2 separate regions of the Homo sapiens genome follow, and region 2 is linked to region 1. The links are chromatin loops, found by intact Hi-C in ENCODE. Cell type or tissue: heart right ventricle. All regions are shown on one strand. Each heading gives the region's core, and the rest is flanking DNA. Links, peaks and the distances in the headings are about the cores only.

The links. Hi-C counts contacts between places; a loop is a spot of excess contacts. Peaks named below come from ENCODE experiments on the same cell type or tissue, not always from the same donor. Only the 100,000 strongest peaks of a DNase experiment are listed, where the experiment ranks them.
Region 2: a loop joins it to region 1, with 2.4 times the contacts of the local background. A loop is called at or near these places in 5 of 110 quality-filtered maps.

Annotation. Positions count from the first base shown.
Region 1 is chr10:27,145,071-27,150,456 of GRCh38, forward strand. It overlaps YME1L1 (YME1 like 1 ATPase), which reads right to left. Exons shown (of 19, transcript NM_014263.4): 2 at 3,836-3,970; 3 at 358-520. Among named protein-coding and RNA genes, the nearest start is that of YME1L1, 6.6 kb to the right of the region's middle. In heart right ventricle, for the core only: no CTCF peak of the experiment used is centred there; a DNase peak (open chromatin) is centred at 2,764; H3K27ac peaks cover 609 bases.
Region 2 is chr10:27,211,997-27,217,382 of GRCh38, forward strand. It overlaps ACBD5 (acyl-CoA binding domain containing 5), which reads right to left. Exons shown (of 13, transcript NM_145698.5): 8 at 3,539-3,645. Among named protein-coding and RNA genes, the nearest start is that of ACBD5, 26 kb to the right of the region's middle. In heart right ventricle, for the core only: no CTCF peak of the experiment used is centred there; no DNase peak of the experiment used is centred there.

The sequences.
Region 1 (5,386 bases), core at 123-5,122:
GCGGAGCTTGCAGTGAGCGGAGATTGTGCCACTGCACTCCAGCCTGGCTGACAGAAGGAGACTCCGTCTCAAAAAAAAAATTATTGTACCAATGTTAATTTCCTAGTTTTAACAAATGTAACATGATTATGTAAGATGCCAAAATTAGTGGAAGCAAAATTCTGTACTATCTTTGCAACTTTCCTGTAAATCTGGTACTATTTCAATATGAAAAATTGCAAAAAAAAAAACAAAAAAAAAACACTTCAGGAAAGAACCCAGCCCACAATAAACGCTACTGTGAAAGCTAAGAAATGGTATCTATAATTATTAATAGTGCTAAAATATTTAATTGGAACAAAAAACACATTAACATACCATATTTATTTTCAAAGAAGGATTGTGCAGAGACATGGGATGTATGCCAATGGGAAGAAATGTTTTTGCCTTTACAAAATCCAGGAAGTAGATTTTCTACCAGCTGATCAATCTGTCCAATTTTTAGTTCAGATAATCCAAGGTCCCTTAAGTTAAGTGAAGGCTGTAAAAGATTGGGTCAACCAGGTATGCATTAATATTATCAAGATATTTAACCTAAGGAGTACATATTATCAGTTAAAACAATCAGATTTTAAAAGTCTAACAAATATATTTCCTTTTTTTAATATTTAAAAATAAATTGATGCAAATATTTTCACAGTTCGTTTTACTGAGATCAGTCATATGAGGTTTGACATAGGTTAAAAAATTATATTCCTAATGGTATCCTTAAATAAAGAGATGACATTTCAGCATGAATGAGAAAAACTTTTTTTTTTTTTAAATCAAACCCAAACCACTACTGTCCTAAGCATTATGGTTCACAGAATCAAGTGAAATGTATGGCATTTTTTCCTTCTCTCCATACAAGGGTACTCTGATCAAGAGCTAGTCTATCAACTATTGATCAAGCATTTATAATGACAAGAGTGTAAGAGTAACTAACTGCAGGGTTACAAAGTATGTTATATAAGGTCCAGGGGATTTTCCCCAACAGTGTAGAACTGATTGGAGGATAATAGTAAGGTTCTTGAATTGGGGAAATTCCATTCAAATGATAATCCTCACCAGTCCATGGAGCTTTTAAGCCCCTAAGCAGCCATAAACAAAAGCCCACTTGACAAAGAAATGGTATGCTTGGTTACCATAGGACATCTCACTCCTCTGGCCTCATTGCTTAGATCCTTCCTTGAACTCAGAGGTTCTAAAGTTACCCATATCTTCTAATAAAGAAGAAAATTAAAGTCAAAACTGTGTGAAAATCAGGCAAAAAAGTCTAAAAATCACAAAAATGTGTGTATACCCACTTTTAAACAACAGGATAGGGATTATTTTCTTGTCCACATGAGCTGAAAGAGAGGCACTTAAAGGCAAGTAACAATTACATGTTACTCAAACCCAAAACAGCTAAGGTGGGAAGATCGTTTGAGGCCAGGAGTTTGAGACCAGCCTGAGCAACATGGTAAGACATCATCTTGATGAAAAATTTAAAAATTAGCTGGGCATGGTGGTATGCACCCGCAGCACCAGCTACTCAGGAGAAATGTTTGAGCCCAGGAGCTGGAGGTTGCAGTGAGCTATGACAGCATCACTGCACTTCAGCCTGGGCTACAAAGGGGAGACCCTGTCTCTAAAAATAAAGTTTTTTTTAAAAGAGGCATGGACACGGATTATATAGCTCTGGACTGATGTCTGGGAATACGGTACTTTTTAAATTAGCTATAACTCATATTCTTAGAATTCATTTTCTCAATACTAACATAACTATAAAATACACCTTATTTCCTAATAGTAAGGATCAAAGGCAGAGATCATGCCTTACTCATCTACGTATCCTAGCATACAACATGACAGCACATAGTAAAAGACAGTTAAAGGCATGATGAAATAAAATACTTAAAAGTACTTTTTAAGCTATTAAAAATGATCAAGGCGGCTTAGGGACGGGGGCAAACAAAAAGCCATCCAAGGGTCTGGAATATCTCAAAAAATTCAAGGAAAGAAAAAATTAAAGAGATAGGTTATGGCCAAACTGTGAAGAGCCATGTTTGAATTTAATTCTCTAAGTAACATGATTAGTTCTGTCTTATAGAAGAAAATGGAGAACTAAGGAAGATAGACTGGCCTAGCATGGTGGCTCGAGCCTGTAATCCCAACACTTTTGAGAGGCTGAGGTGGGAGGACTGCTTCAGGCCAGGAGTTCGAGATCAGCCTGGTGAAGAAAGCAAGACCCTGTCTTTACAAAAAATTTAAAAATGATAAAACAAACAAACAAAGAAACTAGACTGGATGAGAGAGAAGGCTGATGGAACAAGTGAAAGATGGCAAGAACCTGAACTAAGCCGTGACTAAGAACGATGGACAAAACAAATCATAGACAATAGGCATTTGGAGAAACCCGCAGTGTACAGGGATTGAGAGGGAGAAGGGTTCTGGACGGATGTGCCAGTTATCGGTTGTGTCCAAGCTCTTCTTCATCCTTTTTGCTGGCTCCATGAACATGGATCTGTACCCTTCGAATATTTTTCCTTTGCCAATTGAAACAATGTTAAGCTTCGTCAGGAAGTCACTGAACATACACTGTAGGAAGAGAGGTTTTGATTCCTGGTTGTGGTATGCTCATTTAGCAAGTTCCTGTCTGTAACACCCGTGGTTTCTATAGCATCTGGCTCCTGTCAATTGTGCAGTTTCACCAAACCCTGGCTCCTGGCGTGCACAATGGCCAGCAGGACCTAGCAGCTTCCCCTGGCACCACTCGTGTAACAGCTTCTCTAGTAGGACACATCCCCAGGAACAGCTTTTCCCAGTATCCTAGAGGGCAGACTTCCCAGATTTCTAGCACGTTACCCTGGCATGACATCACAGCAACTTTTCTACCATTCAGTGAGCCAAGGCCATGCCTTCGCCAACAATGTCAGGATCTCAGCCCTGGGGATGGAGAACTCTTCCTGACTCTATCTCAGCCCTAGAAGTATGAGCTGCTCCCTAAATCTGCTGGTCCTTTATTTTTTTAAGAGTTTTATTTACTTCTTAAATCCCTACCTATTCCACTTCCCTGTAAAAACAGGTGTTTTTTTTTAGATTAAACCAAAAAATGAGATTACATTTTTATATTTATTTATTTATTTATTTTTGAGACAGAGTCTTGTTGTCACCCAGGCTGGAGTGCAGTGGTGCGATCTTGGCTCACAGCGACCTCTGCCTCCTAGGCTCAAGCTATTCTCTTGTCTCAGCCTCCTGAGTAGCTGGGACTACAGGCGCACGCCACCACACCCGGCTAATTTTTGTATTTCTAGTAGAGATGGGATTTCACCATATTGGTCAGGCTAGTCTTGAACTCCTGACCTCAGGTGATCCTTGAACAACACAGATTAAAGCTGCACAGATCCACAGATACGTGGACTTTCTCCGGTCTCTGCCACCAGAGACAGAAAAACCAACCCCTCCTCTTCCTCCTCAGCCCACTCAACTTGAAGATAATGAAGATCTTTATGATGGTCCACTTCTACTTAATGAATGGTAAATATGTTTTCTCTTCCTTATGATTTTCTTAATAACATTTTCTCCATCTTACTTTATTGTAAGAATACAGTACACAATACATAAAATATACAAAATATATGTTAATGGACCCTTTATTTTATCGGTAAGGCTTCCTGGTCAATAGTAGGGTATTAGTAGTTAAGTTTCTCAGGAGTCAAAAATTATACTCAAATTTTTGACTACGGGGGAGGGACAATATCCTTAATCCTTCATTTGTTTAAGGGTCAACTGTATATCAAAAAGGCTTTCTCACACAACCAGGATAAAGACTTACCTCACTGCTGGGAGCCTCATGCTCAGGAACTACATCTCGATGCTGGTTTTGAGAAACTGACACTCCACTGAGAGAAACAGAAGTGTTTTTTGGTGTATGGAAGGCATTGATGAGATGACTCAGAGGAACTGTAACCTAGAAAAAGATAAAAGTTAAAAACTAAGTAGTTTTTTTTTAAATAAACAGAACAATCTCCTTTTTTTGTCAGGATTTGTTAAGAGTTAAAGGTACATTATATATCAACTCTGTATACTAAAAACTGTAAGTACTCAGATTTACTGCTGGTGAGACGAAAACTGGTATGTTCTTTCAGGATATTATTCTGAATATGTAAATCAAAAGTATCAAAAATACATACATTTCTTGTTTGTAGCAATCCACCTTCTAGGAATTTATTATAAGGAAATAATCTGACAAGTACTTGCACATGCATAGAGAACAACTCTCATCGAAACATTTAAAAAATAGTAGAAAGCTGGAAACATCCAGCATTAGGGGAGCGGCAAAACAAATGATACCACTGGTCGAGTGCAGTGGCTCACGCCTGTAACCCCAGCACTTTGGGAGACCGAGGTGGGTGGATCACTTGAGGTCAGGAGTTCAAGACCAGCCTGACCAACACAGTGAAACCCCATCTCTACCAAAAAATACAACAATTAGATGGGTGTGATGGTGTGCGCCTGTAGTCTCAGCTACTTGGGAGGCTGTGGTAGAAGAATTGCTTGATCTCAGGAGGCGGAAGTTGCAGTGAGCTGTGATCATGCCACTGCACTCTAGCCAGGGCAACAGGGTGAGACCTGTCTCTCAAAAAAAAAAAAAAAAAAAAAAAAAGAAACTACCACAGAATGAAATACATCCAACATTTAAAAAAAAAAAAATAGTAAGTAGGCCGGGAATGGTGGCTCATGCCTGTAATCCCAGCACTTTGGGAGGCCAAGGCAGGTAGATACCTGAGGTCAGGAGTTCGAGACCAGCCTGGCCAACGTGGTGAAATCCCATCGCCACTAAAAATACAAAAAAATTGGCCAGGAATGGTGTTGGGCGCCTGTAATCCCAGATACTTGGGAGGCAGAGGCAGGAGAATCACTCGAACCTGGGAGGCGGAGGTTGCAGTGAGCCAAGATCATGCCATTGCATTCCAGCCTGGGTGACAAGAGCAAAACTCCATCTCAAAATAAATAAATAAATAAAAATGAAAACAAAAAAAACACTTGAGCCCAGGAAGTTGAAGCTGCAGTGAGCTATCATGCCACCACACTCCAGCCTGAATGACATGGCAAGACCCTGTCTCAAGAAAAAAAAAAATTTACTTAATAAATATTTGTTGAGTAAATGAATACATTAAATGGGTTCTTATTATATACCAGGTTTAGTACTACAGGCTTTACTTCTATCATCCCATTTAATCCTCAAACAGCTATAATAATGAGTAACAATTATACTTCTTGTTACAGTTCTGTCAGAGACTTTTGAACCAGAGTGACTCCATCTGGAGTAGGGGCAAAATGAGGGTAAATGAGGCTGAGACCTACTGGGTTGCATTCCCAGGAG
Region 2 (5,386 bases), core at 108-5,107, 67 kb after region 1:
CAGAGAGAAGGCCAGGGTGGGTGGTGAGCAACGACCAAATAGGAGAGTGGTGTTAACAGAGGCCAGCAAGGGGCCGGCATGGTGGCTCACACCTGTAATCCCAGCAGTTTGGGAGGCCAGGGTAGGCAGATCACTTGAGGCTAGGAGTATGGGACCAGCCTGGCCAACATGACGAGACCCCGTCTTTACTAAAAATACAAAAATTAGCCAGTCAGGGCGGCACATGCCTGTAGTCCCAGCTACTTGGAAGGCTGAGGCACAAGAATCACTTGAACCCAGGAGGTGGAGGTTGCAGTGAGCCCAGATTGTGCCACTGCACTCCAGAAGCCAGGTCAGACAGCCCCTTGAGCTTTAGTCCATCAACTGATTGAGAGAGAAAACAGGAACAAAACTAGAATGTAGCAGCTGGATATTTACTGAGATTAATCTCTATCTGGTCCCTTTCATCAACCTTCCCCAAATATCTCTTTTTTAAAAAGAAAAAAATAAAAGGGAATCTGAGTTTTTCATCCTTTTCATTTTTCACTAATTTCACTCATTCTCAGTTTGGCCTCCTTATCATTATTCTTCCAATTTATGCTGCTTTTTTTTTTTTTTTTTGAGACAAGTTCTGGCTTTATAGCCCAGGCTGGAGTGCAGTGGTGCGATCTTGGCTCATTGCAACCACTGCCTCCCAGGCTCAAGCCATCCTCCCTGAGTAGCTACCATGCCTGGCTAAGTTTTTTATTTTTTTGTAGAGACGGGGTTTTGCCATGTTGCTCACGCGGCTCTGAAACTTGTGAGCTCAAGTGATCCACCTGCCTCGGCCTCCCACAGTGTTGGGATTATAGGTGTCAGCCACCATGACCAGCCTACGCCACTCCATTTGTGTTTGACCTTAAGTAAAAGATATTTTATTCATGTGTTTTTAAAATTTGAGAAAAGGGGTAGATTTAATTGCATTATGAAATGAGAAAAGGAGAAAAACACAAAAAGTTAAAATCATTTCAGGGAGGCAAAAGATAAATGATTTTCTATAAGACACACTGAACTGTATTAGAACAGGGTAGGTAGGTAGGAAACAGAATGGGGAGAGGATATAAAGAGGCCAAACAGAAATATAGCTGTCAAAACCACCTTTGTCAGATTAATAAGTAGAATACATAAGGAGCGTAAACAACTCAATAGGAAAAAAATCTAATAACCTGATTAAAACTGGGCAAAAGATCTGAATAGACATTTCTCAAAAGACCTACAAATGGCCAACAGGTATATGAAAAGGTGCTCAACATCACTGATCATCAGCGAAATGCAAATCAAAACTACAATGAGATATTACCTCGCCCCAGTTAAAATGGCTTTTATCCCAAAGACAAGCAATAACAAATGCTGGCAAGGATGTGAAGAAAAGGAAGCCCCTGTACATTGTCGGTGAGAATGTAAAATTAGTACAGCCACTGGGGAGAACAGTATGGAAGTTTCTTAAAAAACAAACAAACAAGCCGGGCGTGGTGGCTCACGCCTGAAATCCCAGCACTTTGGGAGGCCAAGGCAGGCAGATTACCTGAGGTCAGGAGTTCGAGACCAGCCTGACCAACATGGAGAAACCCCGTCTCTACTGAAAGTACAAAATTAGCGGGGCATGGTGGCGCATGTCTGTAATCCCAGCTACTCGGGAGGCTGAAGCAGGAGAATCACTTGAACCCAGGAGGCGGAGGTTGCAGTGAGCCAAGATCATCCCATTGCACTCTAGCCTGGGCAACAAGAGGGAAACTCCGCCTCAGAAAAAAAAAAAAGTACCAAAAATAGAGTTACCATATGACCAGCAATTCCACTGCTGGCTGTATACCCAAAAGAAAGGAAATCAATATATTGAAGAGATATCAGCACTCCCATGTTTATTGCAGCACTATTCACAATAGCCAAGATTTGGAAGCAACCTAAGTGTCCATGAACAGACGAATGGATAAAGAAAATGTGGTACATATACACGACAGAGTACTATTCTACCATAAAAAAGAATGAGATCCTGTCATTTGCAATATGGATGGAATTGGAAGATATTATGTTTAGTGAAATAAGCCAGGCATAGAAAGAAAAACTTCAAATGGTCTCACTTATTTGTGAGAGCTAAAAATTAAAACAATTAAACTCATGGAGATAGAGATACAATGAATAAGATCTAGTACCTGATAGCACAGCAGAGTGGCTATAGTCGGCAATACTTTGTTGTACATTTTAGAATAACTGAGGGAGTACAATTGGAATGTTTGGAACACAAAGAAATGATGACTGTCTGAAATAATGGATACTCCATTTACCCTGATGTGATTATTACACATCATATGCCTGCACCAAAATATCTCATATACCCCATAAATATATATTTATTATATTTTTTATATTTTACAAAAATAAAGTGGAGATGGGGGTCTCGCCTTCTTGCCCAGGCTGGTCTCAAACTCCTGGTTTCAAGCGAAGTTCCTGCCTCAGCCTCCTGGGATTACAGGTGTGAGCCACTGAGCCCAGTCTAACCCATGAATATATATACCTATGTGCCCATTAAAATTAAAAATTAAAAAATTAAAAATTAAAATACTGCTATCATCATTATCAGAAAAAGTTGAGAAAAAGGATTCATGGATGTCCTATAATTTGTTTTTCAAGTTTTCTCTCCCAATACTGGATCTTAATTAACTGAAATTTAAAAATTATTTCCACTAAAAATTTCAATCCAGTGAATTACAGTCAATGTGGAGAACAGACTTATTTGTTTGAAAATTATTCAGGCCAGCCTTGGTGGCTCACACCTGTAATCCCGGCATTTTGGGAGGCTGAGGTGGGAGCACTGATTGAGGCCAAGAGTTTGAGACCAGCCTAGGCAACATATCAAGAACCCATTTTTAGGTTGGGCACAATGCCTCACGTCCATAATCCCAGCACTTTGAGAGGCTGAGGTGGGCAGATCACTTGAGGTCAGGAGTTTGAAACCAACCTGGCCAACATGGTGAAACTCTGTCTCTACTGAAAATACAAAAATTAGCCAGGTGTGGTGGCACATGCCTGTAATCCCAGCTACTTGGGAGGCTGAGGCAGGAGAATTGCTTGAACCTAGGAGGCGGAGGTTGCAGTGACCCGAGATTGCGCCACTGCACTCCAGCCTGGGTGACAGACAGAGACCCCATCTCTAAAAAACAAAAAAAACAACAAAGAAGATCATTCAATTTTCCTGAACATTAATAAATGTTTCAAACATTGGGACTAGCATAAAAAGTGTTTTCTCTGCATCCCCATCCCACGTCTCCTAGAATATTTATAAATATATGTATATTATTAGTTATAATGGAGTAGTTAATATTATTAATTTTTCTTTGACTTTTCCAGAATTTTACCTATTTTTGAATTCATAAAAAATAGTTTAAAATACAAATGTTTAAACATTTTAGGAGTATCTTTTCAAAATGAAAAATAGCATGTATATTTGCTACTAACAGAAGTTACGCATTGAATTCTAATACACCACTTTGAAAATACACCAATCAGAAAATGTCATTTTTACCTCTTCTTGTCCAAATTGTTCCATAGAATCACAGTAAACTTCACTGTCTGAATCGCTTGTCAAATGCTGAATTCCTGTAACATCTTCAACATGATCATCATTTATATCTAAATATGAACAAAAGTGCAGATAGGGTAATTATACTATAGTAGAAGAAAAACAAATTTATTCCTTTGTTTTTTTGAGATGGAGTCTTGCTCTGTTGCCCAGGCTGGAGTGCAGTGGTGTGATCTCGGCTCACTGCAACTTCTACCTCTCGGGTTCAAGTGATTCTCCTGCCTCAGCCTCCCAAGTAGCTGGGATTACAGGTGCCCACCACCATGCCCAGCTAATTTTTGTTTCATTTGGTTTTGTTTTGAGACGGAGTTTTGCTCTTGTGGCCCAGGCTGGAGTGCAGTGGTGCGATCTCGGCTCACAGCAACCTCCGCCTCCCGGATTCAAGTGATTCTCCCGCCTCAGCCTCCCGAGTAGCTGGGATTACAGGTATGGGCCAACACACCTGGCTAATTTTGCATTTTTAGTAGAGACAGGGTTTCTCCATATTGGTGCGGCTGGTCTCAAACTCCTGAGCTCAGATGATCCACCCACCTTGGCCTCCCAAAATACTGTTTATTTTTGGTTTTTGAGATGGAGTCTCGTTCTGTGGCCCAGGCTGGAGTGCAGTGGTGTGATCTCGGCTCACTGCAACCTCTGCCTCCTGGGTTCAAGTGATTCTCCTGCCTCAGTCTCCAAGTAGCTGGGATTACAGGTGCACACCACCAAGCCCAGCTAATTTTTTGTATATTTACTTGAGATGGGGTTTCACCATGTTGGCCAGGCTGGTCTCGAACTTCTGACCTCAGGTGATCCGCCTGCCTTAGCCTCCCAAAGTGCTGGGATTACAGGCATGAATCACCGCACTCAGCCAACTTTTGTATTTTTAGTAGAGACGGAGTTTCACATTGTTGGTCAGGCTGGTCTCGAACTCCTGACCTCAGGTGATCCACCCGCCTCGGCCTCCCAAAGTGCGGGGATTACGGGCGTGAGCCACTGTGCCTGACCTTTGTTCCATTTTCAAAATTCATCAGCCTTATATTATTTTTATACTGAGAGACGAATTTGATTTATCAAGCCACACTTTTTAAAATTTACCAAAACTTTAAATTTAGTTGATAATTTTTATTTGAAAAGATTACAAAATATTTTATCATTGAATTCCATAAAGACAGCCTAGATGAAATCTTATAAAACCTAATAACCCTGTAAGAGAAAACTACCTACCAAGCAGGATGCCTAAATGTAAGATCCAACTAGGCAAGTTTGGTTCTTACATTACGAAATGATGTTTCTTGGCCGGGCACTGTGGCTCACGCCTGTAATCTCAGCACTTTGGGAGGCAGAGGAGGGCAGATCACAAGGTCAGGAGATCGAGACCATCCTGGCTAACACGGTGAAACCCCGTCTCACTAAAAAATACAAAAAATTAGCTGGGCATGGTGGCGGGCACCTGTAGTCCCAGCTACTCGGGAGGCTGAGGCAGGAGAATGGCGTGAAACCAGGAGGCGGAGCTTGCAGTGAGCTGAGATCGCATCACTGCACTCCACCCTGGGCGACAGAGCGAGACTCTGTCTCAAAAAAAAAAAAAAAAAAGATGTTTCTCGGCCGGGCGCGTTGCCTCACACCTGTAATTCCAGCACTTTGGGAGGCCAAGGCGGGTGGATCACTTAAGGTCAGGAGTTTGAGACCACCCTGGCCAACATGGTGAAACCCCGTCTCTACTAAAAATACAAAAATTAGCTGGGCATGGTGGCACGTGCCTGTTATCCCAGCTACTGGGGAGGCTGAGGCAGGAGAATTGTTTGAACCCAG